2 separate regions of the Homo sapiens genome follow, and region 1 is linked to region 2. The links are chromatin loops, found by intact Hi-C in ENCODE. Cell type or tissue: sigmoid colon. All regions are shown on one strand. Each heading gives the region's core, and the rest is flanking DNA. Links, peaks and the distances in the headings are about the cores only.

What was found. Peaks named below come from ENCODE experiments on the same cell type or tissue, not always from the same donor. Only the 100,000 strongest peaks of a DNase experiment are listed, where the experiment ranks them.
Region 1: a loop joins it to region 2, with 2.1 times the contacts of the local background. A loop is called at or near these places in 22 of 110 quality-filtered maps.

Annotation. Positions count from the first base shown.
Region 1 is chr18:48,768,212-48,783,831 of GRCh38, reverse strand. The region is part of intron 9 of CTIF (cap binding complex dependent translation initiation factor); the gene reads right to left. LOC107985147 (a long non-coding RNA gene) reads right to left here. Exons shown (of 2, transcript XR_001753444.2): 1 at 8,043-15,620; 2 at 3,678-7,007. Among named protein-coding and RNA genes, the nearest start is that of CTIF-AS1, 66 kb to the left of the region's middle. RefSeq lists enhancers at 1,395-2,026, 5,010-5,149, 4,593-5,534, 6,770-7,270, 7,271-7,771 and 2 more and silencers at 2,654-2,836, 4,860-4,939. In sigmoid colon, for the core only: a CTCF peak has its summit at 6,575 (motif pointing left); a DNase peak (open chromatin) is centred at 6,564; H3K27ac peaks cover 423 bases.
Region 2 is chr18:48,822,555-48,838,174 of GRCh38, reverse strand. The region is part of intron 10 of CTIF (cap binding complex dependent translation initiation factor); the gene reads right to left. CTIF-AS1 (CTIF antisense RNA 1) reads left to right here. Exons shown (of 3, transcript XR_935449.3): 3 at 3,176-15,620. Among named protein-coding and RNA genes, the nearest start is that of CTIF-AS1, 12 kb to the left of the region's middle. RefSeq lists enhancers at 1-304, 575-1,474, 1,475-2,375, 4,838-5,501 and a silencer at 4,943-5,237. In sigmoid colon, for the core only: no CTCF peak of the experiment used is centred there; a DNase peak (open chromatin) is centred at 9,404; H3K4me3 peaks cover 332 bases; H3K27ac peaks cover 156 bases.

The sequences.
Region 1 (15,620 bases), core at 5,128-7,627, 52 kb after region 2:
CGGTGGTCGGCAGGCAGCGCTTGCCTGGAGGCAGCCTCCGCAGGTTTCCCCCGGCCTACGGGATGGTGGCAGCCTGCGGCAGACAGCAAAACACTGAATTCCCAGCCACGTGGGAGGAAGTGTCTCCAGCCGAGAGGATAGAGGAGGTGGGGTGGGGTGGAAATCCCAGGTGTAAAGATGAACTGGCAGTTCAAGCTGCAAGTTACTGTCAGGGTGAGGCATGCAGCCCCAGGGTCGGAGGCCTCCCCAGGCTGTACCCCACACACTCAACAGTTCCTCTTATCCCCGGGCTCCTCAGTGCCAGGAGAGCTGGGTATCCAGGTGAACCGTGCTGTTCTGGAACCAGAGTCCTGAGCTCCAAGATTTATTGGACTGGTAAAATTTGAGGGTTGCCCACATTTTATTTTGCTAAGCATTTTTTTTTTTAAAGCTTCATCCGTCATATCATAAAAGAAAGGACAACTTAATGCCAATATGGTAGGAAGGATGCAATCTCAGAGTAGTAGCCAGTCCTTCCCAGAAAGGGCAGTCGACGACTTTTCAAGTCATTCCATACATAAGCCGTGCTGGTGCAATGTAGACCAGCTGTGGTTGGTGGACTGGCCCCTGGGAGCCCCCCAGCTAGGCCTCCCAGGTGGTCCAGACCTGTGGTGGCCTACATGGGACCCTGTGTCTAACAGGCCTGGATCCCAGTTGCTCTTCCCAGCTAAGACATCAGCCTTTCCCAGATAGGAAGGGAGGGACAGTACACCCTGTCATTCACTAAAGGTTAGGACCCAGGACAGGTAAATGTTAATTGGAGATGAAGGAGAAAAACATCTGTAATCTGGGGTGTTCTGGGAAGCCAGGCCTGGGCAGGGGAGAAGGGTCTACAGGCGAAGCTCCCCACTTCCCACTCCTGCCCCATGGGCTCTCTGAGTCTGGTGGCTTGGTAGCCAGTGGAGTGGGGGTGGGTGGTGGCAGCTGCCCCGGGCCACAGGCGTGGGCATTCCTCTTCTAAGCTCCACACTCACACTCAGCCCTGTTTATAAGGCACAGGAGCCAAGGAGTCTGTGTGGCCCCGCCAACTCAGCCCGGAGGCCCAGAGGAGGGAACCCAAGCCGAGGTTGGACTGAACCACATCTCATGCCAGCCCCAGGACCTGTCCGCCTGCAGCTTCCCAGAGCCTCGGGCACCTGACCTGTGGCCCTGTGGGTGCACTGAGGGCCTGGGATCTGGGCCAAGGAGGGGAAAGCGAATGCTGAGAAGGCCTTGTGGGTGGGTGGCATTCATGTCCCCTGGGCGCTGCACGCTTTAAATAGCTCAGCTTCTCTCCCGCTCACAGTCTTGTCACCCCTGCCAGCTCCTGCCTGAGTTTCCACATCAGAGAGGGCTGATTTCCAGGTCAGGATGGGGAGCGGGTGGGGGGACAGGGGGACCTGGCTTCCTTGGGTGGCAGAGGCTCAGGAGAGGAAAACAGAGTGCTGCCCCCATCCCTCTGCAATCAGTGGGACTTTATGCTCCAGGCCAGGCAGGGGCCCTGGAGCTTGATGGGCAAGGGGCTTCATATGGCTTCCCCTGTCTCCCTGGAGAAGTCCATGCCCAACCCAGGCCACCTTCTACTTGAATCTGCAAGCCCATGACCAAACACCCCCACCCAGAGAGCTCTTGGACTTCACCCTCCACGCCTGCCCTGGGTCCTGGTTCTGGCAGGGCTCACTTGGCTGGGCCCGTGACCCACCCCTGCCTCCATGGAAACTTCTGGGTCCCTAAGTCTTGATCCTACCCACCCCACCCTCCTGCCCACCACTCAGCACCTAGTTCATCTAAGGCAGGTCTTTAATCAGCAGCCCCAGCCCCTGCTTCAAAGCAGTTTGAATCAGTACAACTCTTTAACATTTACGTGGCACTTTACAGTTTACAAACTATTTTCACGTCCTTATTTCATGCGTGCTATGCAGAGCAGTTATAAATAATCCCCATTTTACAGCCAATGAGACAGAGACAGCCAGAAATATTAGGGGAAGTATCCAAGTTCATATGTCAAATTAGTGGTACAATCCAGACCGAAACCCAGGCCTTTTACCGCACTAAGAATGCTTCCTCTCCTGCCCCCATGCCCCCTCCCTTTTCTACTGTTTGACAAGGGGGAGAGGAGGGGAGACTAACACAAGACAAGGGGAGGAGAGGGGAGGGCCACGTGTCTTCTCTCCCAGGCCCTGAACCCTGCTGCTGGCTCCATAGGTCACTTTCACAACCCAGAACAAAAATCTCGCTAGATATGGCCTCAGACCGCCCGGCTCCAGCCACCCTCGCCGGCAGACGCATGCAGATACACAGAGAACGGGCTGTTATCTCTCCTCTCCAGCCCGTTTCCTCCACTTCTCAAACAGCAGATTTCTTCCAGCCTGGCTGCCTCCCCTGGTCACCACCCACAGCCACTGGCCCCTGGGGCCCGGCCAAATCCCCCGCACCCTCTTTGCCCTAGACTGTGACGCCGAGTCTCTGCTAATCAGACAGTCGCCTCTGCCCTCCCAGCCGCCGCCCCCAGAGTTCCCTGGAAATGTCCCTTCTGCAGGCCCGGCCCCCGCTGCGGCGCACGGCTTTGTCTGCACACACAGCTGACTTGTGTTTGCAGGGACAGACAGGGGCTGGCGCTGGGGCCGGAGCCAGGAGGCACTAGGAGGGTAGAGCAGATGGGGAAAAACACAAAGTCCAGAGGACAAACTTTTGCAAGCAAACCCTTTGGGGTCATTTGGGAGCCTGACAACAAGAAGAGGGGGGCTCACAAAGCCAGAAGCTCCGTGAAGGCAGGGATGGGGGGGTCTTCGCCTTCTGTGACTCCCCCAGCAAACATATTGGCTTGCTAGTCTTTTGCGATCTGAGTACAGGAAAAATCATGCCAGCTAGGAGGGGATGGGATGACAGAGGAGTCCAGGGAGAGAGGGAGGGACAGATGGGCCTCCTGAGGCTATCAGCACGCCCCCCTCCTTAAGCCCTACCCCTGCACTCTGCCCTGCTAGGTACACAGAAGGAGATCCATAAATGCTGGTCATGCTGAAATGGCCTCTGGCCATCTTGCCCCTGTGGGGCCCTTATTCCACTGGCTCCCCAGCACGCTGCCTCTTGTGTGCGGACCGGCAGGAGGGAAGCCTGGGAGAGTGGCTGAGACAGCCCAGCACACCATGCATGCATCTTGATGCATGCTACATGAAAGGATCCCCCTTTATCAGGCAGAGAACCCAGTGTCCACAGTGCCCCGCCAAGCTCGCAGGGAGGGACACGCATGAACCGACGCGGCAGAGGTGCGTGTGCCACGTGCTGGATAAAGTGTCCCTCACCCTCCCACAGTCTCCCTCCAGCCTTTGCAGTTTTGAGCCTGATTTTGAACTAACACCGGGACACCGAGATGACGGGGTCATGATAAATCAAGTTGTATGGGGGTGGGAGGAGTTTTTAGCTTTTGTTTTGAAAGGCATAGCAGCACAGTGAAGAAAGCGATTTACAAGGTGGCTCTTTCTCCGGGTAGCACTCTGGGCTGTGTGCTGAGGAAAGCTTAGAAGGGTTTCTAGAGGACTGAGCAACCCAGGCTGCCTTGGCTCACACCCCAGGGTCCTCACTTCTTAATCATTTAGTGTTAGAAATGACATAGCGCACAGGCTCTAGTTTTTTTTCCTCTCTCCCTCTCCCTTTTTTTCTTTGCAGGCTTGGCCTCTTACACTTAGTGATCTGTAAGGAAGGGACCAGTTAAAGGTGCCATCACCCTTCCTCCAGCCTAGACAGGCAACGGAGGTACACAGCCTCATCTGAGACACAAGCTGCTTCCTTAGGACTTCTGCTGCTGGAACCTGTCATGGGAGACTCTGCCACCTGACCTCCGGGGCTGCATGCAGATGGTGCTCACAGATGCCCATACCCCACAGACCAGGGCCCACCTTCACCCAGAGCTGCAGCCTCCAGCACCTAGGGCTGCCAAGTGGAAGCAAAACATACCGATCTAAGTGGTCTTCTCTTTGCATTCACGAATCATGAAGGTGGTGGGTTGGAAACCAGCCCAGTGGGAAGGAAGGACATGGAGAAGTCTTGTCCCCCTTGGGAGGACAAGGAACCATTCTTCTGTCTGTCTGCAGCTTGGTGGAGACTCTCCCCCACCCCCGGCAAGACAGGAAAGGAGGCAGCAGACCCAAGCCCGCTGCTAAGCGCTGGCCGGGAAGCTGTCTCTCAATTCTTTTGGTCATAAGATGGCAGTGGGGAGAGCCCAAGGCCTGGCCTGTGGGGAGGAGGCTCTGAAAGCATGGCCACCTAAATGGCATGTTTCTTATCTCGTTTCCCTGTCACCTCTCCTCAGCCTTATAACTGACCCCCTCCAGATGCACTCCTGACCAATCAGGGCATGCAGGTGGCAGTGTGTTCTGAGGAGACAGAGTGTGGGGTACCAGGGACTTGGCTCCAGTTCTGTCTGTCACTGACCAGCTGCGTGACTTGACGTATACCTCCTAAGCTCTCTGGAACTTTCTTTCCCCATGTATAAAATGGGGCTGTTAACCCCCACCCACAAAGGTCTAAGGGATACTTATGGCCCACAGTGTATGCATACAGCTGGTATCCAGCCAGTGACTGCAGAGAGCTGGCCCAATGGCAAAGGAGGAGTAACTGGTGTTCCTGTTGGACCCCTGACAGGAACCCCCAGACATGAGCGACACCAGTCAATGTTGTGTTTATACTAACACCATCGTCCCCACCATTCAAGCCTCATCCACCCAAAGGAGGCAGGTATTATCTATTACCCCAGTTTATAAATGGAAAACTGGGGCCCCGAGAGGGAAAACCACTTGCCCAGGCCACACAGCTACGAAGTATTAAACTTAGGATTCAAATCGGGGCTGTCCAGATCCTGTACTCTCAGTCAGGGCTGAAACAGCTTTGTGGCATCATTGTCAGCCAGAACAAAAAGAAACAAACTGTCATTCTGGGCTCCCCAGGGACCAGCGCGACCTGCTGGACTGATGTGTCCCGATGCGGTGCTAGTGAGAATGCCCCCAGAACGCCTCCAGTTCTGGGGTTCAGGGAGCACTCCCAACCCAAGGTGCTCACCTCCTGGCTGCTGGCATTTCAATGAAGTGTAGTACTCCATGCCCATCCTCACCGCCACCTCAGGCCCCTGGACACCCCCACCACCTCTGCCTGTTACCTGCTTCACAGTCCCACGGTGGTTGATGGGAGAGGCCTTCCTGGCTCAGGGGTAGAAATCAGAAATGGGGTGCCCAGGGCACACCATGAACTACCCCTTCTGCCAACATGCCCAGAGGCTGAACGGCCATCCCCTGGCCAGGTTCCCCTGGTACAAACCCCGGATGAGAGTCCCATCGATGAAGATAGACCAGGGACCTTTTCTACCAAAAGGGAATGCCTGTGGCTTTCCCCGGTGCATTTTCTGGGGGATTGAATGCTTGTTCTAAGTTAGCTTGTGACTGACCTGCTCACATCCTCCCCTGCACTCCTGCAGACCTGGGGCTCCCGCCTCCTGATTGATAAATGACATACCCTTTGAACAGCTAACATTTCTGAATGAATAGCTAAAATAAGGAAGTAACTACAATAGAATCGACCCCATTTTTCTACCTGGCTCCTTAGAAGATGGCTGAGAATGCCCTCCTGGCTCAGGCTCCCATGCTGTGCACAGACATTTTTTCTAGAATTCTGAGGCCCTGTGGGCTGTTTGCCTTCTACTTTAGGAACATCCTAACGGGTGGCTGCTAAAAAACCCCAAGAGGAATCCTCACAGAATGTTCCATAAAACATACTGCAATGACCACAGGGGCCCCAGGCGTGGGACCAACAAATTGGCGGTGTTGAAACAGTGACTCTACGGCTGCCCACTGCTGGTGACTCAAGGCATGCCTGTTTCCGGGTCCAGGCAGGTGTGGAAGGAGCTGACACCCCACACGGAAGCCCCTTTGCCTCTGTACAAGGCTACTGAGGCCAGATGAGGCTGCGGCCTGCTCTCTGTCCCACCGCCCCATGGCCTGCCCTTGACCCTGGCTGCAGTCCCTCTGTCCACCCCTACTGCATGGGAGAAGCCTGTTGACAGCCAGGGCTCTTCCCACAACCTCTTCCTGCTGTTTGAGAAAGAACATAAACAACACTAGACAAACCAATGCATTTTAAGAAAATGCAGCCTCAGCTGGTTGATACTCATTCGTTCCTAAGGGCAGCTGGGTCTCTGGGCAGGCACTGTTCCCAGGGAATCCAGGACCCATGCTCTGTCCTCCTTCTAAGCTACCTGAGACCTCGGTGGCCCTCCTGTGGCCTCCAAGAGCCCTGGTTGTCTTGGGTATAAAATGGGAATGAGTACTACACTGGCCCGTTTTGGAGGTCTGGAGGGGACCCTTGCTGTGGGTTCTAGTCCAACTCTCAGCCTGAGGTTTCTGGACTCAGGGCTGGGACCCCAAGGGGTCTGAAAATTGCACATAGGAGGGTGGCTTGGTGGCGGTCACCATCATATAGTTTAAATCTTCCCTGTGGGACAGCCCCCAGGATGCCAAGATGCTGGGAGGTGGCCGCAGGCAGGAAGGGCTGGCCTTGCACACTGGTGCCCCCTGCAGGCCGCCCTGCCCACCCAGCAGGTGCTGCCGCCAGCACACACAAGCCAAGCAGGCCCCAGACTCTGTAAATGGGGCCAGGCGGGTGGGAAGGAGCCGGCCAGACCCGCCGGGTGGGGAGAGTTGGGGATGGGTCCTGCTCTGCACTGGTCAACCCGCTAACCAATCAGTCAGCAACAGGCATTTTAGCAGGCACCCTCTGTTTGCCTAGCGCATCTGCTTTGGGATAACAAAGCTGGAAGGAATGTCTGAAATGACTTCTAACCTCTCCATGTTTTATGGGTGAGGAAGCCACCATCAGGGTAGAAGGCCTGGCCTGAGGTCGCCCAGCCAGGGAAAGGCAGGGCTGGGGCTCCCCACCGGATCTCCTGCAGCCCAGAGCACCTCCTCCCACGCCGAGCCTTTAAATCCTCAGCTTCTGGTTCCCTGTTTGGGATAAACAACTGCCAGATTGCAGACAGAGCAGCTCCCATCTTCTCTTCCCACCCGCAGTGGGTTCCAGCCTCTCCCTAGTCCTAGACCTCCTTGCAACCTTCACAGGCTCAAGGCACTTGAGGGGCTGTGCGAGGCAGACAGAGGTGCCACAGGCTCTGCTGGAGAGGGCCTGGTGCCTGGCTGGGGAGACCTGACCCACAGACCACACCCGACCCAGTGCCCTCGTTTCCCCTATGGGGATGCTGAGGCTCAGACGGTGACATTAGTTGAGGGGCTGGCTTCAGACTTTCTGCCTCCTGCTCCACCACTTGAGGGAGGGGAGGAAAAGGGGCTTCTGCAGAGGGGAGTGAGGTGAAAGCAGCAAGTGTTGCTGTGCAGACCCGCCCCATGGCAGCCTCCTGCACAACCCTGCTCTGGCTCCTGCAGAGCTCCTGGGGGTGGCATCATGCTCCCCCTCCCCCACAGCGAGCACTGCACCTCTGTGCCTGGTTGGGCGGTGGGCGCCCATCTCCATATAGCTCTGGAAGCAGCTGGTGCACAAAGAGGGGCTGGTTGGGGCACATGGGGGCATATGGAGGTGGGCATCCCTACCCTCTCCTACAAGGCAGTAACCTCACCAGGGAGGGGTGGCGGGTATCTTCTGGCCTCAGATGCCAGGCCCTTGGTGCCACACCACCTGCCTCAGCAAAACCCCAGGGTTCAGAGGCCCTGGAGCCTGGCCAGGGTCGCAGATTCAGCAGCCCACTCTGCCACCTGCAAAAGACGGCCCAAGGCTGGCAGGAAACTCACGCCTCTTGAGGTAGAAGTTTTAGTTTTGGATGAAAATATGGTCTTGGCCTGAAATGGCAAGAAGCAGGCGCCAGCAAAATGAACGGGCCAGTGTGGTTACAGTGACCTGGGGTCACGGCCCGGCTGGGCAGCCTCAGCCCTGGGCTTGCTGATTGACACCCTCCGCCAGGCTGGCGGTACCTCCTTCCCCAATCCTCCTCTGCAACCCCCAGTCCCTCAAAGGGTCCTGCCACTTACAGATCCTCTTGTTGTCTTCCTTCCACCCAGATCCTGCCTCTTCCTTCATGCTTCCTCCTCCAGGAAGCCTTCCTCAACCTACTCCACTTACAGGGCTTGCCCCTTCCTCTGATGTTCCTAAACTGCCCTCTGGCTGAGCTGGCCCTGCCCCCCTTTATGTGTCAGGCAGAGGCCAGTGCCTGTTTCACTGGGGTTTCACAGTACTGAGCTCAGGGAACCCTGTGGGGCCTCCAGGCCAGTCCCAGGGCCCCTTGGAGAGCTTTCCTTGTGGCTGGATCCTGGGCTGTCTACAGTGCTGCACCCAAACCTCAAGTCCTACTGTGCCGGGGGCCCCTGGACTTGTGGAAGAATCTCTGCGTGGGCATCTCATGGCGCTTTCCCTGCCTGGGACCTCCCCTAAGAACCTTGAATGAATGGAATCATCAAAAGGAAAAGGAAAAACATGCTGCTATGAAATTCACAAGTTTCTCCTGGAGGAGGAGTCTTAAGGGAACACAGGTAAAAGTCAGGCATTTCAGTGGATTTTAACAATGATAATGTCAGTGCAGTAGGCAGGAGGAGGAGATGGGTATTATGACCCCATTTAACAGAAGAGTAAGTGTAGGGCTGCCACGCTTGAGATCCACCCAGAGTCAACCAGTTGCATGGCGCCACAACTAGAGCCAGGGGGAGGTGGCTGGCTCTTGGCCGCTTGAGTTATTTCTTATGCCACAGGTGGTAAGGCATTAAAGGAAGGGTCTATGGCAGGGAAGGCTGATTCCAGGTGACTGTGCTTCGAACCCCACTTTAGAGATATTACTCCCCTTGCCACATTTTTTTTTTTAATACTCAGAATAATGCAATGACGGTTGCCTAATGGGGTCCATGCTAAGTATGGGTCCAATATGTGGCGCTCCAATACGCAGCTGCTCAAGAATGCACTTATTCCGATTATAGCTATTCACCAGCTTTAGCTGGAGTCTGGCTTTCCCCAAATACCTCCTAAGCTACCCCCTTCTTTCGTATGGCCTTTGCTCTACGGAAAACTGGGAGGCAGGGGCATGACATGGTGACGTGCTGGCTCCCAAGCCCTCTCTGCTTAATGGGTCTAGGTGTGAATGACCTGGGTGCATACAGACTTCTCTGGAATACACTTGGTCTCAGGCTCGGCACTGTCAAGGGGGTGCTGGAGGGGGGACGATTTTGAGCATGCCTGTCCTCATACTTCAAAGTGGCCTGAAGCTTCTCTCACTCTGGGACCTGGGATCTGTCCTGGAAGGGCCAGCAGAGGGTTAAGGGAGGGTCGTTCCCTGCAGGTTCCTCCCTGTCCCCCCCAAAGAGGCCGCTGTTTTTCCCTGAAGACTCAGAGCTCTGCACCCTGATACCGAGTGAAGGCCTTTAAACCTGAGCTCTAGGTGGGAGGCAGTGAGGCACTCTGGCGGTGTACAGGGACCCCTTATTCTAGGCTCTGGGTTTCAAGGGCAGAGCCATGCTGAGCCAGCATGACGCAGACTCCCTGTGCCCATGGTTCTGCTTCTGGTCGAGTGTATCCGCCTCTCCTGGACAGAGGGGCCCAGAGAGGGAAGACCTAGAAGTAGGAAAAGCTGGCCTTTGGGCACACCATGGGTTTAAATTGCTCACATGATGCCGATTGGCCTCAGAGTAACCCAGGCACTGATGGCTGCCCCTGCAACAGCGCCTCCCTTCCATGCACTGCGCCGTGCACTCTGTGTGTTCCTGACCTCTTGGTGGCTGTCTGGAGGGGAGCTGGGGAGACCTCTGTCTCCGTAAGGGGGCCTGCTCTTTATCTAGACAAGGTGGAACCTGGCCACCCTGAACACTGTGGGTATAAATACTCTTAGAGCGGAGGGTTGAAGGCCAAGTGTGGCATTCCTGCTGGCTGTTGAAAGAGTTGTCCTGTCATCTCCTCTTCCTGTTCCTCTCCCCCTCTGTCCCCTCAACTCCCTTCTGGTTCATTATAGGCATCAGAAACGCAGCTCAGGCAGGTTGGTATGGGCGAAGGGCAACAAGGAGATAAGCCCACAGCAGCATGGTGAGGGGCACCAGGGCCGGGGGTGGGGCACCCTGTGCGGAGTCTCTATCCATTCTTCCTATCAGCGGCCCACAGGCCAATGTTAGGGGCCCTCTCTGGAATGCAGGCTATGTACCCCTGGGGAAGCCTGCTCACCCAGGGGCTCTGGTTCGAAGATGCCCACTGACTTGTCCCAGAAGCTCTTGGAGCCCACCATGGCACTTACTGAAGGAAGGGGACCAGCGCTAGGGGAGCACAGTTCCCCATGGCAGGCAACCCCAGCTCCTGGCTCTGGCTGGTGGGGGTGGTGGTGGAAATGCCACAGTTCCATGTGCCAGGGGCCAGAGAGCAGGATCCTGAGAGTAGGGCAGGGAAATGAGGCCTGCCATCACAGCTCAGGTCTTTGAGGGGCAGGCTTAAGCCTGGATATGCTCCCTCTCCACAAGAGACCACGTGGCTACCTAGAACCCCTGGTTCTCTGATGTAAAACATCTTTAAGTCCAACATCCTATGACCTATCAACATGTCTTCATGGCCTCTTTCAACCTCTCCAGGCCTCAAGTCTCTCAACTGTAATACGAGGGGGTTGGACTGGATGATCTATAGATCCTTCCTGCAAGTCTACACTGGTCTATGATTTTTAATTGATCCTGGAACTCTACATCTCAAGAACCCACAATGGCTCCCTGAGTCCCACTTTATAAAGTCCAGATCCTTCTGCCTCTTAGTCGGTCCCCCTTATAGACTTCCTCCAGCTCTCAGCTGAATTTCAGTAAGGCAGTGTCCTTATTGTCCCTCAGTTGTGTCATTTCTTTGGCTCTTGGTTCATGATATTTCCCCCATCAAAAACACCCTTCCTGGAAACAGTTTGGCAGATACTCAAAAAGCTAAAGATAAAATTTCCATATGATCCAGCAATTCCACTTCTAGGTATATACCCCAAAGAATCAAAAGCAGGGACTCAAACAGATATTTGTGCATGCATGCTCCTATCAGCATGAATCACAATAGTCAAAAGGTGGAAGAAAATCAAGTGCCCATTGACAGATAAATGGATAAACAAAATGTGGTATAGACATAAAATGGAATATTAGTCAGCCATGAAAAAGAAGGGAATTCTGACACATGAATAAACCTGGAAACCATGATGTGAAGTGAAATAAGCCAGGCACAAAAAGAAAAATATTGTATGATATCCCATGTGTGCTATTTGTAGAGTGGGTGAATTCATGGAGATGGAAGATGGAGGGGAGGCATTGCTGTAGGGGAGTTATTGCTGTAGGGGAGTTATTGCTGTAGGGGAGTTATGGTGGGTACATGGCTTTTGTTTGGGGTGATGAGAGGGTTTGGTGGGGTGCCGGGGGATGGTCATGGGCATTGTCCAACATTGTAGGTATGCGGGGTACTGCTGAACTGTGCACTTAAAACTAGTTCAGATGGTGAATTTTATGGTATATTTTACTGCAATAATAATTTGCCAAAAAGAAAAGAAAAGAAAAACAGTAACAAAGCTGTCCTGCCCTCTTCCTCCTCTGTGGCCACTCCCTCCCGCTAGGTTTAGCTCTCTTCTTGCTATAATACTGGGGCAGGCCTCTGAGCTCCTTAAGCATTTTCAGGAAACACCTTGGCGCCATGCACAGGCTGGTTCCAGAGGAGGACCTCAGATAACGCAACACTATTTTCTTCCTTTTGAAAGAGTGACCCTCTGTGGTCTCCTTCCTGCCCAGGGGCCACTGCTCTCTCTTGGTAGTGGCTGGGAGCCTCCCTGGGGAGCCAGGGACAGGGCGGTGAGCAGTTACATAACCCGCAGGGAGATTTTTTCCATCAGCCCAGGCGGTGCCAGCTTTCCAGCGGCAGCCACGGCAGGTAGAGGCGCCCTGTCTGGGCCGGCCGTGCCCGGGCAGGGCAGAGATGCTGCGATCTGGAGCCGCTTAGCATAGCTCAGATTCCCCGCGGCGGCTGGGGGCCGGCCGCTCACAGAGCTGGGGGGAAGGATCTGCTGTCTCCTGCCTGCCTGGCTCCGGGGAAGGAGGAGGAGGAGGTGCTGGGGGTGAGCTGCCAGCCAGCCAGGGGTGACCCTCTGGGGCCTGGGACACCCGAGCTGGCCTTCTCCGGTAACCCACTTATCTGCAGGGCCTGCTTCGGCGTGGCAGCCTCAGACAGGGCAGTGCCCGGCCAAGTTCTATCAGGGGATTTAGCAGGGAAAATGAACCCTGGGTGGGGGGTGAGGGCATGCAGGGAAGGGGACACGGTCTGGCAAGGGACACGGGTGATGGTGAAATAATTCCTGACCTGGGTAAAGCTCTCCTGGCCCAGAAGCGAGAGGGAGAAAACCCCAGGCCATTCCCTTTTGTGGCTGTGGCCTGTGCTATTCCCATGCCTGCCTATCCATGCTCCTTCCTCCCCAGTGAAGGAAGCTCCTGGAGCCAGCCAGCTGATGCCTGATGAATACCTTGTGGGTACCAGTATGGTGGTGGGACACAAAGATGACCCAGACGCATTCTTTGCCCCAAGACATCCACAGATACAAGTCTCAGATAAGAAAAGCTTAAACAGGGGAGCCCAGAAGACTTCATGAAAGGGACACATGGTAAATGTTCAAGAGTCAGAGGAAGGTGAGGTCCCTGGGCTGGGAGATCAGGGAAGGTTTCCTGGAGGAGGCAGATTTGACTAGGAGGAAGAGTACACCTGTCAATCCTGGGCCCACCGCCCAGGAAGACAATAGTCTAAAAGCACTCATTGCCTGCCCTCATTGTTCCACATTTAATCAGCGTAGGGGGGGGAAATGGAAATGCTGCCCAAGACTGAGGCATGGGGTGGTCTTTGGGAATCTAGGATGGGATAAAGTTAGAAGGGCCTCCCAGTTCATCCCACCAGGGCAGGGCACCCACACTGATGGAGCCATCCGAGTGGTGTGGCTCAGAGCTGGGGTCCGTGCATGCATTACCTCATTTAAGCTCTACCACAACCCAATCATCCCTTGCAGGACGGAAACGTGGGTGCAGAGACATGTTTTAAATGCTCAAGATCAGCATCGAGGCAGCAATCGATGCTACTGCACAGGTTTGCTACTCCTCAGGCCTCAGCGTTGCTGCCTCAGGGCAAGAAATCCTGTCTAGAGAAATGAGATTCGGGGGCACGACCCACACCTGTCTGCTCCAGATGGCCCAGCTGACCTGATTCATGAAGCTGCAGGCTGGTCTTGCTCTCCCCTCCTGAGCCACCCACGCTCCTAACAACACAGGGCAATGGCCACTTTTCACGGGAAAGGAGTGACTTTTGTCCAAGGCTCCCTCAGCCTCTGCACATCTAGAGTCTCTGACAAGGCCTGCAGTAGACTGCCCATGAGACTTGTAAAAGCCCATGCCGTGCACAGAAAGGCACTTTGGGCTTTCTCAGGAGCGGGGCTCTCTGTGATTTTGAAGAACACAGTAGTGGCGCAGTGGCGCAGTGGCACAGTGGCGCAGTGGCAAAGAGGCAGGAAGCTGGGCACTTGGTTTTGCAGGAAGCTCACTGGTCCCTGGGGGCCTGGGGCAGTAGTTGGCACAGCAGCAGCACCCAGGCCCCCCTGATGATATGATGACTGGACACCTGGCATGCTGCTGTTCTGGGCACTTTCCAGGACTGGCTGAGGATCAGTGGTCATTTTCTTTCCTCGCTTATTTTCAGATTCAAAAATCAAAATGCTTGTTTATGATCCGGTCATCGGCTGCTCTGTCTCACTGAGCACTTCAAAGCTCCAGAGAGAACCACAGGCTTAGCACTCCTGGAAGCCACATGTTCCCCCGCCCCACCCAAACTGAACAGTCAGGGCGATCTGGTCTAAGCACTGACATTGAGGTATCCCACCTGGGTCCTTGAATGCAATGCTTAAGATTTGCACAAACAGATTGAAAGACCACAGTGGAGGGCAAATGAACAGAGACATACAGGACCTGCCACAGTGCATGGTATATAGCAGGTGCTCAATAAGCGTTGAGAAGAAATAAAGATTGGAGAAAAGCAGGTCATATTTACTCATCCCAAAGCAAGTGCAGACAACAAGATTGGCAACGAGGCACACGGCTCCTATCCACTGTGGCTCTGGCCGCAGGGGCAAAGAACATGGATAGGAGTCAGGCATTGGCTCTTCCTGTTGGGGGAGCCCAGGGCTGCCACAGAATCCTGGGCAGGGGTCAAGCTCCTGTGACTGCTGGCCTCCTGTGATGCCAGGCCAGCCTGACGAGGCCTGTTGGTGCCCACCTTCAGGGAAATGTGTGTGCCAACTCTGCATGTCCCTTGCAGGGCACGGGCTTCAGCATGGGGACAGATGGCCCACAGGGGGCAGGGCGGGAGCTCAGATGCCAGCCATTTTTAGAAAAACAGCCCTTTTCTGGGCTTTTGCAAGCTTCCGTGCAGCCTGCCCACGGGGAAAGCGGCTTGCACTGCCTCTGGCCCTTTGCTTCAGCCTTTCTGATTTCTAGCAACTAGTGGAGGGGAGCTCGATGTGGGTATGGCCAGGGCTTTTGCTCAAGCTTTGGAATGCACAGAACAATGTGCTTCTATCCCTGGGTGTGCCTGGCTTGGGCCAACATTAAAATTAGTTTACATGCCTGGAGTGCACATCGGCTCAGCGGTGGGTGTGCAGAAATGAGGGAGGGGGTCTGAGAAGAGGGAGAGGATGCAAGGAGGAGATGGGAACTGGGGCCAGCAGCCTGTGTGGTTTCACAGGGACTAGGGCGAATGGAGAGTGCAGGGGTTTCTTCAGGTACCCTTGACCTCCAGAGGCCCAGAAAGCTCAGAGACTCAGCGACCCCTGGAAACACAGTGGGATTATTCCACAGGGTGGATTTTGAAATCCCAATTGATGACTTCCTGAGATGGATTCTTTTTTGTTTTTTAGAGTCTCACTCTGTCGCTCACACTGGAGCGCAACAGCAGGGACCTAGCTCTCTGCAGCCTTGACTCCTGGCCTGAATGGATCCTCCTGCCTCAGCCTCTGGAGTAGCTGGGGCTTCAGTAGCAATGCTGCCACACCTGCCTATTTTTTTTTTCAAAGATGGGGTCTTTTTATGTTGCCCAGGCTGGTCTCAAACTCCTGGCCTCAAGCAATCCTCCTGCCTTGGCCTTGCAAAGTGCTGGGATTACAGGCATGAGCCATTGCTCCCAACCATGATATGGATTCTTGATTTTCCCAAGTTTTTGAGCCTTACACCCTATTTAGGATGTGGCATGGCATCCAGAAGCTCCAGCTAGCCTCGTGATGCTGGGTCAATCTTGCAGCCTCACTGAGCCACTTTCCCCATGTATAAGCCTGGGGAGGGATCCCTGCCCTGGAACCTACCTCCGATTCACACACAGGAAAGTGCTCAGAAGAGTTTCAAAGCCCCTCATGCCCCAGAGAGCATTGGTACCCATGACTGATGGCTCCATGCCTCCCTTCCACAGCCATTTCCTGAGCATCTACTATGAACCATGAAGCCAGGAGCTGGGGACAGCCGATAACTCAGCCAGGATTCTGGCCATCTAGGAGTTTAAAACTTAGACTCCAGGAATCGATATCAGTCTCCCTCCTCCCTTCCTATGTA
Region 2 (15,620 bases), core at 7,912-10,411:
TGGATTTTAATTAATGCCAAGACTACACACTTGGAGAAGTGAGAACTCTTCCTACTTTAGGGACACTGATAGGGAGCAAGTTTGGGGGAAAGTAGAAAAAAAAAAATCAGTTCTTCTATTTTCCAAGGTAAAATAAAACCCCAGGGAAGACGGACTTTGTTTTTAAAAGTCTCTCTTCCTCAGTGTGCCCCCGTTCTGGCATTGGACAGCAAAACCAAATCAGAGTTCCAGAGACAGCCCCACTCCCTTCCCACCAGGGAGGGTGTGGGTGTGGGGGATTCTTAGCCTCGCAGTCACCCAGTTGCCCAGGGCTGCTGGGACAGGTTGGTGGGGGGCAGGGGCTCAGGGCATCTGGGAGCAGGGAGAGGGATGCATCCAGTGGGTAGTTCCCAGCCCTGTGTTTGTACTGGATCCACCTAGGAGAGAAACAGATCCAGCCCTCACTCTTTGATTTTAGGGCTATGTAGGGCTGTGGGGGCCTAGGAATCTGTATAGTAAGATCTCTGGGTGTTTCTGGTGCAGTCAGAGTGGGCACCACTGAGAAAAATGTCTCTTCAGGTGGATGGGAGTGGCAGAGGCTCCATAAATGACTGAGACCCTCTTCTTAGCTCTAATCGCCTTTGTTCAGTTTGGGCTGGGCTCACCCAGGCTCAGGTGCCCCTAGGCCCATAGCTTCCACCCCTGCCTTCAGGTGCTTCCCCCAGCCCAGACCTCAGCCCTCCCCAGCTCCCAGGCCACTCCTCCTCCTCTGAGTTCCTGCAGCACTGAGAATTTGAACCCCGGATGTGACATGAACAGTGGTCTCGGTGTCCTCTGAGTGGGGATGTGTGCCAGGCCCCTGCTAAATGCTTGATGGGCCTTAGACAGCCCCCTTCTCGCCCCCACCCTGTGAGGCAGGCACCAGTGCTCCCTTGCTCTAGGGAGGGGCTCTCGTGAGCACAGGGATGAGGATTTGGATCCGAGACCATGAGGCTGTTGTTCCTCCCTTTACCAATGTGTGTATGGGAGGCCCCGGGAAAGGAGACCCCCCAGCCCCTGGGCATTGGATGGGAGCCAGGAGGAGAAAGATGAGGTCCCCAGTCCTTGGCAGCTCGTAACCTCTGGACCTCACTCCTTTGCCCCCAGGCCAGGCAGTGCAGGCTTTGCTGTCAAACCCTGGCTGCCTCAGTTTCCTGCCCTTCCCCGCTCCTTATGCGATGGGAAGGGACAAACAGCCCAAATGTGGGCAGGGATGCAGGACTAGTAGCTGACAATTTCCCAGGGTGTCCCACTGGGCCCCGGCGCCCTCTCAGCAGGCTGATGGCAGGTGATGTGGACTAAGCAGGGGACACACTCACAGATGGCATCTATGTGCGGTGCCCAGGAGGAAACCAGAGGCACAGCTTGGGTGGCAGCAGAGCCAGCACCAGAACTCAGATTTCCTGACTCCTAGCTGGTTGTTCCTGCACCAGGCAAAGAGGAGAGGAGTGGAGGAGGAAGGCCTGGCTAATCCTTACCTGGGCATGACCAACGGCAGTCTCCTGGGGCTTCCCACCCTGCTTCCTTGCCCCTCTAGGGGAATGGCAGGTGCTGGCAGTCCAGGGGGACCTGGTGGGATGTTGGGACCTGGAGGGCTGAAGTGATGGGGTTGGTTGGGGATCTCACTCACTGGTGCCTCATAATCGCCCAGGCCTTTGGAGTTGAGGTGTGAGAAGCTGGAGGGCCTGCCCCATACGCATCTTAGGGGGCAGCAGGGTGGTGGAGGGGTCCCCTAGATGCCAGTGGTGACCCCACTGTCCTCCAGGCAGAGCAAGCAGGGCCCACACAGCCCTTAGAATCAGGCCTTGAAAAAGACCAGGCTGAGCATGGGGACCCTGAAGGGCAGCCCAGGGCCTCTCTGGGGGCTGCTGGCTGTGCTCAAGAGGGGGCACCTGATGGGACCACGTCAGCTCCAGGAGAAGCACAGAATATACTTTTTAACTCTGACTTTGTTGCTGGGATCTTGAATGCTCCAGAGCACAGTGGGAGCTGCCTCTTTAGAGAAGCAGCTGCTGGGGGAGGAGGGAGGTGGGGCCTGGAGGTGGGTGGGCTCCAAGGCAGTGGCTCCTAGGGCGGGGGTATGCATTTGTGCCTTCCTGCAGCAAATGTTCATGGGCTAGAGGGCCTGGGGCCATGGGGACCAAACAGCCCGGTGCCTGTCCCCAGGCCACCTACAGTGGGGGGCAGAGGGGTAGAATGACAAATGCAAACAGGGAGCTGGGAGGGAGCCCCCTTTGGATGGATGAGGTGATCAGGGCAGGCTTCTCTGCAGAGGAAACCCAAAGGTTGAGTAGGGGGCAGCCAAGTCAGGGGTGAGGGCAGGTGGGGGGCTTGGTGGGAAGGGACCATGACCGACAGCTCCCACACAGTCCCCTCTCCACACCTGGCCTGACATGTCCTACTTGATCCTCACATAGTCCCATCACTGCTTTATGGACCACGCCAGAGGGGGGAGATCAGATGATCTCCAGTGTGCCCAAGGCCACTCATGGGGGTCAGGGAGCTGATTCTCAAATCCAGGAATATGCCTTGAAAGTCTGGGGCTCCCTTCTGCACTGTGCTTATAGATGTGGGATCCTTAGCTTTCTTGGGAGCATGGATCCCTTTGAGGATCTCGATGAAAAATCTGCACCTCTCCCAGAAAAATGCACCTCTGCACAGGTTCACAGATGTCTGCATACAATTTCAGGGTTCTCAGACCCTGAAGGCCACCAAGGGACCCAAGTACATGAGCCTTACACAGCACAACCTAAATCGTCAATGGCAATGTCTCAGGAGTGTAGGACAGTGACTGCCTCTGTAAGACCATCAGCACAGCCATGGCCACACATGTTGTCTGGAGGATCAGGTGGCCTTTTTCTGTGGCTTTTGAGGTTGAGGCTGGGTACCCTTGTGGCTAATGCATAATGCCAGGATGGCCAATAAAGACACCATAAAAATTCCCTGCCGTGTGCCTGACACTGGACAGATTTAATCTCCAGGTCTTCTGGGAACCCCGCAGAGGCAGGGGCTGTTTTCTCATTTTACTGATGGAAACTGAGGCTCAAGGAAGTGAAGGAATTTGTTTCAAGTCCCAGGCAGTACCACGAACATGGGATTTGAAATCACGCAAGTCTGACACGCAAACCTTGGTTCTTTCCTTTTTCCCTTCTCACAGAGGGTGCTTTTCGCTTCCCGGAAGCTGGCAGGGAGTTCCTCTAAAGCGCAGGTTGGAGTGGTCAGAAGGGAGCGAACTGACAGCACGAGGAAGGCTCAGCGCATGCCAGCTCCACTCACGGGAAATGACTCACTGCAGCCCTGCTGCTCTCGGGCTCCGGGGGACACATCCACATTTCCTGTATCTCGGCTAGAGCCTTGGGCAGTGTGAGCTGGCAGGGCAGATCGCTGAAGGCGGCTAGAGATAGAAAACCACCCAGCTCTGCATCCTGAGACAAAGAAGCCTTTCCCTGGGCTCATATGATAGAGGTACGTTGCCTCTGGGCCTCAGTTTTGCCATCTGTAAAATAGGGTGAAGGTCAGACTAGATTGGGCATATTCAGTGTGGGATCCCCCTAATGACGGCATCAGCATCACCTGGGAAACTGCAAATTCTCCTTTATGACAGTGGCTCTCAAACTTTAATGTGCATTGAAACCATCTGGAGGAGAGGAGCGTTTCCCACTTGAGAACCACACAGCGGGATCAGGGAGGGGCGAACTATAGTCCACCGGCCAAATCTGGCCATGGCCTGCTTTTTATGGCCCATGAGCTAAGAATAGTTTTTTCCATTTTTCAGTAGTTGGGGAAAAAAATCAAAGAATATTTTGTGACATATACAAATTATATGAAATTCAAATCTCAGTGTCCATAAATAAGGTTTCGTTGGCACACAGTCACTCTCAGTCATTTGCATATCGTCTACGGCTGCTTTTTCCGCTATGAAGACAGAGTGGAGGCGCTTGCTCTCCTGGTTACATGCTGCTGCTCACGCCCTACACCTCGCAGGGATGTGGTTAAACTCGGCTTTGCCTCTTGGCCTGCAGAGCCTAAAATATTTACTATCTGGCCCTTCATACCAGACATTTGCCGACCCTCATCTACAGAGAGAAGGGAAAGGAAGAGAACGGGAGGGGAGGGGAGGGGAAAGGAGGGGGAAGGGGAGAGAAGGGGTTTGTGCAAGAGCTGGGGTCCCTTCTGGGGAAAAAATGAGCTGTCAGGGGCTTTTGGAATCTGAGAGAGTCCTGCTCTGCGCTGGGCCAACATTTGGAATCTTTTGCACAGTTGCTTTGAGGGTGATCTGGAAGGCCCCTCTGACCAATAAAGACCTTCCCTCTTGCCTGTATGAAAACCTAACATTCCACTTCTAGAGCAGGGGCTCTTACCTGGGAAGCCCCCCATCCAGAGGCCAGGCTTCGGGGGTTCTAGGTAAGCTTTTAAGCATGCAGGTGTTTTCTGGGGAGAGTTTGGTGGCGCCAGTGACCTTCCCTACCCCTCCCAAATCCCAAGCACCCTTTTTGTTCCTTTGGGGCACACATTTTTCTCTCCCCACCCCTCCTTTCAAAATGTGAAAGTCCCCGGAAGGGGGACACTGTGCACCTACATCTTCCTACCTAGGAAAGGGGTGAGGTGATCTGATGGGACTAGGCAGGCTTTAGGAACGTCCAAGGAGTCTGAGGAGAGGTGGAGGGCGGCGGGGGCAGGGGGGCATTTAGAGAGAGGAAATGGGAAAGAGGGCATCTTTCCCAGAGGGCTGCAGGACCTCCGAGCCCACACTATCTGTACTCATCCACTTCTCCGCATCAGCAAGAGGCATCCAAGACTCGCAGCCCACACGGCTACCCTCCCACCCTCACTGGTGGGCACTTCCACTCCCCAGGCCCCACGAGGCCTCCCGCCTGCAGCGTTAGCCAAGCAAGTCTCAACTCTGGCCCTGGGATTCCAGGTATTTTCCCAGCCAGCCGCACCTCATCTAATTGCTTTCCAGTCAGCTAATCCCTGGCCCACGCCCTCCACTCCAGCCAGGCAAGCCACCTCTGTGTGGCCAGCAGGAGCTTCTGAGACTTCCCATGGCATGCATCCAAGCCTGGGGCAGCCTCTCGCCTCCCCTTGCCCAAACCACATCCTCTTTGCCCTTCCCCACACCTCAAACTCTCCTCTGACTAACATTTCCAAAAAAAGTAGAGCTTGGTCCAGTCCAGACCAAAAGCGGCAGACTAATTCATTCCCTACCACCTCCGCCCCCCAGACTCAGCACTTCCTGACTATCAGGAAAGAACAATCAGCAAAAAGTGGAGCTGTACCTACTGTTCAATTTCTAGAGCTAATTGTTTTCAGCAGGGTTTTGGCCTTAATTAAAGGATAATTAATTACTGAATGTGTGTTTGCATTTCCACAAGTGTGTTTGCGTTTCCTAAGTCTGGCTTTTAACCCTGGGAAACCAGATTCAGCAAATACTTTCATGTTTCAATACTTCTGAGTAAGGGAGAAGGTCTTAATTACAGAAATGGTAGTCCTGTGTAATCAAGGGGCAATGCAAGAATGAGCTAATTGTGCCTTCCACACACTCGGCCACGATTTCTGTCGAGCTGCTGTGAGGAGAGGGTGGCAGCTGCCCAGCCCTGCCCAGCACTGTGTCCCTATCCGTGGATTCTCTTATCCCTGTCACGCAACTGGCCACCCCTGCCACAGCCCTTCTCTTCCCTTTCTATGTGTTTCTTCTTTCCTACCTTTTCCCCCTCTTTAGCACTTTGGGAGGCTGAGGCGGGATTGCTTGAGCCCAGGAGTTTGAGACCAGCCTGGGCCACATGGCAAACCCCGTCTCTACTAAAAATACAAAAAATTAGCCGGGGGTGGTGGTGCACACCTGGAGTCCCAACTACTTGGGGGGCTGAGGTGGGATGATTGTTTGAGCCTGGGAGGTTGAGGCTGCAGTGAGTCCTGATTGTGCCACTGCATTCCAGCCTAGGTGACAAAGGGAGACCCTGTCTTAAAAAAAAAAAAAAAAGAAGGACCACGTTTTCCAGACCCTGCAGGGAGCTCTCCAGCCAGGCAGCCCCCACACGCACACTGGCTGTGAGCTTGAGGTTTTAGTATTCATGGTGCCCCTTTGCTGCCTGGTGCTATGAGAGGCTATGAAAAGTACTTTTGAGACTTTGGGAATCCAGTTACTTTAGGGGTCCAGAACTGCTCCAAAAGCCTGAGGATTCCAGAAGCTGCCTCCAGACCGCCTGGTCCAGCGTAATAGCCACAGGCCACATGTGGTCTTGGGCACTTCAAATGTGCCTGAGTCCAAATTGAGAGCTGCTTTCAGTGTAAACTACAGACTGGATTTCAAAGACTTCGTACCAAAAGAGAAGAACGTAAAAAATATCTCATTGGTACTTTTTAATATTGATTACACGTTAAAATGGTGATTATTTGGATATATTAGACAGCATAAAATTAATTTCACCTGTTCCCTTTTCAGTTTTTTAAAATGTGGCTACTAGGCCATGTAAAATTACACGTGGCTCACGTTATATTGTTACTGGCCATGTTGCTCCATAGGTGAATTCTGCTGTAATTGTCAAGGTTTCCGTCATCTTCAAGGTCTGTGACTGTGGGTGTCCTTTCCCACCCACTCCATTCTCCCACCCTTCGTGCCCCCTGCACATACTCCTAACTTCCTCCGTTCCTCATGGGAGGGGCAGTGAGGAGGGCCCTGCTGAGCGCTGTCACAGTGTACAGCAGGTGCCCAGGCCCCCACAACAATCCCTTCCCCATGGGCTCTTGGTCCAGGGAGCTTTGCTAGAAGCTCCTCCTGACTTCTCCTAAAGATTGTGGTTTGTGGGATTCTGACTTTGGACAGACTGAATCTCATATGAAGCTCGGTGGAGGGTTGTTGAGAAAAGGCCACTTAACCAAAGGCAGGGACAGAACAGAGGCAGCTTCGCAGGCTGAGAGCACTGTTTGCACTGGTTCACTCACAGTGTGGGCACAAATGCCCCTTTTGGGCTTGCTTGCTGGGGTGATGGGGGGTGTTTCTTTTCCCTTTCCCGTTCTGAGCTCATCTCCAGGGACCACTACCAGCCAGCCCCACTCTGCTCACTCACATTGCCCCTTCAAGGGTTCTGGATTTATCTCCACTGAGAAATCATTCCAGATGAATTCTAGAAGGGCTGACTATTGTCTCTGGCTTTGCTCAGTCTAGGCACTCTACTTCCTTAATTCAGTCAATAAGTATCTACTGAGGACCTGCTATATACCAGGCACTATTCTAGGCACAGGGATACAGCTGTGAATAGACACGTTCCCTGCCTTGAGAGAGTTTCCATGCTAGTTGAGAGACAGAAAATAAGCGATTAACAAAGAAAACTCCAAGCCAGGCACTAGTAGGGCAATGAAGAGAAGGCAGTCAGGCTGGGGACAGTGGTGGGGGGACAGGCTGGGGCGTGGTCGGGGGGGGGTCTGAGAAACTGACTTCTGAGCAGAGCCCTGGACAGGCACCTAGAAGAAGGGCCTTCTCCCAGAGAGTGAACCAAGGTCCTGAGCCTTATTCTACTGTGTTCTTCCACATTTTTTCCCAGTAAGCAGCACTTCAGTTTATACAATATAAAATATGCTGTGAACCCATCCTTTTATTTCATGTCTTTGTTTTTTGGGGGTGGTGTACCTCTCAGACAGTGAGCTACAGGGAAGGGAGGAAGTCAATTTATAATCAACAAATCTGGCCGGGCGCGGTGGTTCACGCCTGTAGCCTGTAATCCCAGCACCTTGGGAGGCCAAGGTGGGCGGATCACCTGAGGTCAGGAGTTTGAGATCAGCCTGGCCAACATAGTGAAACCCCGTCTCTACTAAAAATACTAAAATTAGCTGGGTGTGGTGGCACACGCCTGTAATCCCGGCTACTCAGGAGGCTGAGGCAGGAGAATCCTTGACTCTGGCAGGCGGAGGTTGTAGTGAGCCAAGATCACATCACTGCACTCCAGCCTGGGTGACAGAGCGAGACACTGTCTCAAAACACAAACAAACAAACAAAAATAATTAACACATCTACCCAAGGGCCAGAGAGGGTAAGCTGCAGAAGACTGTCTGCCTCCGAAACCCACCTTCTTCCCCTAGCATTCCCCTCCTCTTCCTGGCTACAAGAGAAGGCTGATCCTGGAGGTTCTTTCTCAAAAGGCCTGGCCCCGCCCACACTCTGACCTACAGTTCAGTGCTGGCGGCAATGAGAGCAGAGCCATCAAGAAGGAGCTGGAGCCTGGCTTGGTCTTGAGGTGGACAGAAGGGAGGAGAAAAGTTAGTTCCCTAAACATCATTCACATCTGAAGGCAAGAATGGCAGCAGGTGGATATCATCAATGCTAATTTGAGCTACAGGTCCTGAGAGCTGGAGTCGGTTGGAGAAAGATCCACAGGGGTCCTGGAGAGCTGTGTGTGCTTTATTCACCCTCGGCTCTTAGTGCAGGGCACCGTTTGCTCCTCCTCTCCCCAGGAGACAGCAGCTCTGTGAGGACAGGGACCCCAGCGTGCTTATGCCCAGGGCCTAGCAGTGGGTCCAGCACTCGGCACCCCAACTGCTAGATGGAGGGCACCTGTGCTGGAGCACGGAGGCTGGGCAAGGCGGGGGCCCACTCTGGGAAGCACGGAGGTCGGGGGGCTCTGCAGACGTCTGCAGAGTTGCCTGGATCCTCCCTTAAGGTGGGAAACAGGCAGGCTTATATTTTGACTTCTGAGTTACCTGGAGTAACTGATGGCCATTTTTTGCACCCCCAGTGCCCGGTTTATGATCTCTGAAATGTGTAAGTCACTGTCCCTCCCTCCCAACCAGTCCTCCCAACCAGACCTGCACTCAGAAAGTCCCCCAGCCTGGCTCCCCTAGTGTTTGCTGCCATCCACCTGCTGGGAAACTGCTAAGGGACGGTGAGGGTGTGTGAGCAGGAGGGCATCCTACTGTGTGATTTTAACCCCAAAGGATTACCCCAAAGGATTTAAAAATCTAGACGGATGCTTGTGCCTGTGTACATATACATCTTGTACCCACAACTCTGGCAAGGTACGATTCTATCCTCCCCAGTCCCGTCCATTAAACAGCTCAGAAAAAATAATCTGCACCCCCTCCCTCCTCCAAGCCTTCAGCAGCTGCCGGTCCCCTCCCACCTTCAGCTCAGCTCTGCAGATAGCAGGGGCCTCTTGAAGTTCAGACATTAATTACCCAGTCAGAAGATTTTTCAAAATTACAAGGCATGGCCCCAGGAGATAAGAGGGAGGAGGAGGAGCAGGCGGGGGAAGGAGATGGGAGGGCAAGCCGTCCAGGGCTGCGAAGGCGGGGCTGGGGGCTGGGAAGGTGCCCCTCCCCTGGGGAGAGTCCCCCTACTGCCCTCACTGCCCCCACTCGCCAGGCTTGTGCCCTCTGCAGGGAACGCAGAGAACAGGGATTTATAGCTCGTGCTGGGCCCATGCCCGAGGGTGCGTCTGTGGGGAGAGAAAGGGCTGGGGACAGGGATGTAGGACTTTTCTTGTTGGTCCTGAGCAGAAAAGTTTTGACATCACCATCTCTTACCTCCCTACCTAAGCCTTAAAGTAGAATTCCGGCTGGAAAATGGTTTTGTGAATTTAAATTGTTTTCAAGCAAGGGGAGATAGGCGAAATCATTCTCTCTCCCTAATTAGGAGGATGGATGGAGCTGAGGACTCCCCGGGAGGGAACTGGAAGGAAGATTTCACTGGGGGTCAGCAGGGCAGCTCAATCTATGAAAAAATGCCAAATAGTTGATGTTTATTAGGAAAAACTGCTCCCTGCTATATACCCTTCATAAGGCTAGTTAATTCCCCCGTGAGCACATGCATTCTGAATCTCTGTATTTCAGAGAAAATACCCAAAGCTTGCACCCACACCACCTTCCAAAACAGGATTAAAGAGATGTCCTCCTGAGCCATGTTGAGATTGGTTTAGAAATCTCTTGAGTTTTAAGACTGTTTAAAAACGGTTCTGGCTTGGAGACTGGTTTCCCTTTGGAAACCAGTGTCTGGTGGAAGCTGGTATTTTTATAACTCTAGGCTCTCTATCAGATCCTGTGTTACCATGGTTGCTAAGGGGAACACTGGCTTCAAATTTCACATTTCAGTTTGCAGAGTCTGGCTAAGGAAGCAGAACAGTCAAAGGGTGGGGGCTGGGGAGAGGGTCGGGAGTGGAGGTGGGGTGGGTGGGAGACTCCAGTTCTATCTTGAGGAGGTCAAGGATCCAGGCAGCTTCAGATGGGGCCGCTTCCGTGTGTTTATGTGTGTATGTTTGGGGCGTGGGGGTCTGGGTAGGTCGGCGTCACCCCGCTGAGTTAACTTCACTGTGTGTGCTGAGCGGAAGAGGGGAACGAAAGCTCTGGAGGGGACAAAGCGGGTGGGAAGTTATTTCGGCGGAGGTTACAGGAATGGTCGCTTAAGCTGGGGTATTCATAGCAGCAGCTGCTGGCCCTGCAGGGACTCCGATGCTAAGCCAGTGCCCAGGGGCTGGGTACCTGGCCCTAGGAAGGCTACATTCTCAGAGGAACATTCCAGGCGGGGTCTGTGCCTAAGATTAGGGCTGGAATAAACTGTTCATGCAGAAAGGTTCTCCTGATTTTTCAAGCTGCATTCTAGCCCTTCACTTCCTGCTAAGTCTTTTTGTTTGACCGTTACAGTCAGAACAAATTTAAAGGCAATCAGGAGCTGGGGAGTTGCTCTCTGCCGGGATGCCCTTTGAGGTGGCTCTCCTGCCTCCTCGCCTCTTCCTCCATCTGGGCTCCCACCTTCCCTCTCCTGCCCACGCTTTATTTGGAGCACTGCACTCCTCCGGGCACTGAGTTACCCGTGGGCTCCTCTGGCTAGAGACTGCTCCAGATTTAGTTGACTTTGTTATCTCAGCACATTTCTAGCAAGCAATGTGTCCAGGAGACTTTCCAGTTTAATAAGGAAGTAGCATTTTTCTCATTGTTTGTTGAATGAATAAAGGAATGCTCCTTTGTTCCTTCCATGGTGTTGCTTTCTGGCTTAAAACCTTTCCAAGGTTCTTGGAGTCATCCTGCATTCACTAGAACACCTCTGGTGAGAGCCGGAGCTGGCCACGGCTCGCTCATCGGGCCCTCTCTTTACCACCCAGATGGGCCATGCTTATTCTGGCCCCCACGCCTTGGCTCAAAGGCTCCTTCCTGGAGGCTTTCCCCATTTCCCCCATGCCTGTCCACAATCCACTTTCCCTTAAGCCCCAGCTCCCCTGCCCTTTGTCCCCGGCGGCTCCCCACCTCCTTCCCCATTCCATTTCCCCACATTCATCCAGCTTACAATCCATCATAAGTGTTCATGGCTGCTTAATTTCAGGAGGATTGCAAGCTCTTCGCTGAAGGATCACAACTTATATCCCTCCTTCTGGTACTACTAGGAAACTTCGCAGTTCAATAAGAAGCATTGTCTCAAACTAAATCATTGCTTGTTGAATGAGCACAGACTCCGAGCAACATGCAGCCGGGGTTCCATGACAGATGAGACCTAGCCTGTCCCCAGGTAGCAACGAAAGACTGAAATGATTTAAAAGCAACCAAGAAAGGGTCACAAGGCATTAATACAGCCACCTGGCAAAGAGCATATCTGGAGACAGACGTTGACAGCCCCGGGTGGACATTAGTTCTATAGGATGTTGTAAGAGGAATGAATCCAGGCAGGGTGAGGAGGCGGTGGGAAGTGAGCCCGGCCCTGAAGGTGGGCAAGAGCCAGGCAAGAAGAGGAGAAAGATTGTTCTCATGGTGGGAGGAATGCAAGGCCACCTATGGAAATACAAGTGGAGCAGTTTGGCTGGAGAAAGGGGTTGTGTTTGCTTATGGAGGCCTTGGATGCCCCGTTGGGAGAATGGACCTCACTTTCTGGGGCTGACTGTGTTGCGATTTTTTTTCTCTTGAGCCATGCCTGGAACACGGTTTGTATTCAACAGCAACACACAAACTGACAGTTCCCTGCAAGGCTGTCATATGCCACTTGCTTCACAGAAACACCTCGCTTATTTTAAGCCTGAAAACAAAGCCACAGGATGAGTATTATTCTCATTCCTATGCTACAGATAAGAAAATCGAGGTTTCAAAAGACGGAAGAATGAGGTTAAAGTCCCACGGCTAGTAAGTGGCACAGCTGGGATTCAAACTCAGGTCTCTCTGGCTCCTAAGGCTATGCCCCTCACCCAAGGGTTTTTGGCTGGTCAGTGGATGCTCACTGAATGCACCTAGGATGCTGAGACTATGTTCCTTAACCTTGGCCGGACATTAGAATCATTTGGAAAGCTTACATATCCCTGCCGAGCAAACCCCATTTTCAGGAAGTTTGGTTTAATTGGTTGAAGAAGGGGTCTGAGAGTTTGTAATGTAGTAAAAGCTTCTCAAGTTGCAGGGCTGAAGATAATTCCCCATGGATCCAGCCAGCAAATCTCTGCTCCCCATCAGAGTTCATTGTTACCCCTGGGGAACAGACTATCTTGGTCACTTCTGGCCAAAGTGGGTCCTGCCCTGGCCTCTGCTGGGTAGCTGAATGCCCTGCTCTTGGGAAAGGAGGAATGGTCCGCCTGGAAAGGTGCCTCTGAAGAATGTGTTGCTTGACTCTGTGAAATAGCAGAGGCTCTCCACCCACACCCGCTTCATCTCAGCCTTTTCCGAGGTCAGATTTCCCCTGGAGCCAAAACAATGTGAGCAATTGAATGCACACTCACGCAAAAAGTTTAAAAAGTGGCTCTCTCATTGTTGCACAGAGCAATTTCATTTCCTGAGAAGCCTGACTTGCTGGCCTCTGTGTTCTCCTCCCTGGCCTGTGCCTGCCCACCTCCTCTAGGAGCGCAGCCAGTTGTGTCCCTTGGGGGCACCCCTCAGAGACACCCCTCAGAGGCATCTGCCCTCTCCCTGCCCTTCCCTTGGAAAGGGCAGGGAGGGGCAGATGGGATTTCTGGGGCCTGGAGGGGAGAAGAGCCAGGGGGCAACCAGAGGGAGAGGTTGGTGGGGATCAGGAGGTGGGTACAGAGAGATGGGAGATTCCTGGCAGAAAGCGCCCTGCCTTCCTCCTTTACTCCACTCCTGACCTCTGGCTATGGCTGCTGGACTCCAAAGAGACAGGAGGGTTGGAATTATGGGTAGGGATGAGCTGGGGGGATTGGATGGAGAGAAGAAAGGTGGGATGTTCAGGGGAGAGAGAGGATGAGAGGAAGTGGAGGAAAACAGGCGCATGGAACTTTGTTGAAAATTCCCCTGCTTGGCTGGGTGCAGTGGCTCACGCCTGTAATCTCAGCACTTTGGGAGGCCGAGGTGGCCAGATCACCTGAGGTCAGGAGTTTGAGACTAGCCTGGCCAACATGGCGAAACCCCGTCTCTACCAAAAATACAAAAAATTAGCTGGGCGTGGTGGCGGACGTCTGTAATCCCAGCTCCTTGAGAGGCTGAGGCAGAAGAATCGCTTGAACCCGGGAGGCGAAGAAGGTTGCAGTGGGCAGAGGTTGCACCACTGCACTCCAGCCTGGGCGACAAGAGTGAAACTCTGTCTCAGAAAAAATCAAAAAACAAAACAAAAAAAAAAAGGAGAGAAAAGAAAATTCCCCTGCCAGAGAAATTTTCAACAAAGGACTTTAAGTAAGGGGCTCAGAGAGAGGCATTCAATGATAACCTAGAAGAGCCTCACAACAACACCACGGGATCACAGAGGCACGGAGAGGCGGAGGAGGTGGAGAGCATTGTAGGGTCAGGGAATGAAGGCTCTAGACAAGCCAGACCCACAGCCTGGCATGTTGGCTCAGAGATACCAGCTGATGGGGAGATGACAACCCTTTGCTCAGGCCATAAACAATAATTGCACCCCTCCTGTGTGTGCAGCCCTCATAGTCACAGTTAGGCTGAGGACCTGGGCAGGAGAAAGAGGTCCTTAGAATGCTATTATAAAATGCTCATGGGATGTTTTTCCATTTGTTTGTGTCTTTTTTCATGTCTTAAAATAATATGTTATAGTTTTCAGTGTACAAGTTTTTTACTTCTTTGGTTGACTCTATTCCTAAGTATTTCTTTTGGATGCAATTGTAAGATTGTTTTCCTAATTTCCTCTTCAGATAGTGCACAGAAATAGAAAGGATTTTTGTATGTTGATTATGTTTTTTGCAAATTTACTGAATTCATTTATTAGTTCTAGCAGTTTGTGTGTGTGTGTGTGTGTGTGTGTGTGTGTGTGTGTGGAGTCTTTAGGATTTTCTATATATAAGATCATGTCATCTACAAACAGAGACAATTTTATGTCTTCCTTTCAGATTTGGATGCTTTTTATTTCCTTTTCTTGTCTAATTGTTCTGGCTAGGATTTCCAGTACTATGTTGAATAGGAGTGGTAAGAGTGGGGATCCTTGTGTTATTCCTGATCTTTGATTGGAAGATTTAATATTGTGAAAATGTTCACACTATTCAAAGCAATCTGCAGATTCAATGCAATCCCTATCAAAATCCCAGGGGCATTTTAAAAACAGAAGTATAGAAAACAATTCTAAGATTCACTTGGAAATATAAAAGAGCCCAAATAGCCAAAGCAATCTTGAGTGAAGAAGAACAAAGCTTGAGGCAATCACACTTCCTAATTTCAAAATGTATCCCGAAGCTACAGCAATCAAAACAGTATGGTACTGGTATGAAAACAGGCATATAGACCAATGAAACAAAATAGAGAGTCGAAAAATAAATCCACACATTTACAGTCGACTGATCTTCAACAAAGGTGCCAAGAACACACAATGGGGAAAAGACAGTCTCTTCAATAAACGGTCTTGGGAAGACTGGATATCCACACGAAGAAGAAATTATACTCTTATTTCATACCATATACAAAAATCAACTCAAAATGGATTGAAGACTTAAATATAAGACCTGAAACTGTAAAACTACTAGAAGAAAACATAAAGAAAAAGCATCTTGACGTTGGTCTGGACACTTTTTTTTTTTTGGATATGACTCCAAAAGCACAGGCAACAAAAGCAAAAATAGACAAGTAGGATTGCATCAAACTAAAATGCTTCTGCACAGCAAAGGAAATAATCAGCAGAGAGAAAGACAAAGTATGGAACAGGAGAAAATATTTGCAAACCATACATCTGATAAAGAGTTAATGTCCAAAATATATAAGGAACTCCTAAAACTCAATGGCAAAAAACCTAATAACTCAATTTAAAACTAGTCTAAGAATTGGAATAGACCTTTCTCCAAAGAAGACATGGAAAATGGCCAGCAGGTATATGAAAAGATGCTCAATGTCATTAATCATCAGGGAAATGCAAATTAATTAAAGCCACAATGAGATATCACCTCATACCTGTTAGAATGGCTGTGAGCAAAAAAAACAAAAGACAAACTGGTAAGGATGGAGAGAAATTAGAACCCTTGTACACTGTTGGTAGAAATGCAAAATGGTGCATCTGCTGTGGAAAACAAAATGGAGGGTCCTCAAAAACTTAAAAATAGAGCTGCCATATGATCCAGCAATCCCGCTTCTGAGTATTTATCCAAAAGAGCTTGAATCAGGATTTTGAAGAGATATAGCACTCTCATGTTCATTGCAGCTCTATTCACAATAAGCCAAGACACGGAAACAACCCAAATGTCCATCAGCAGATA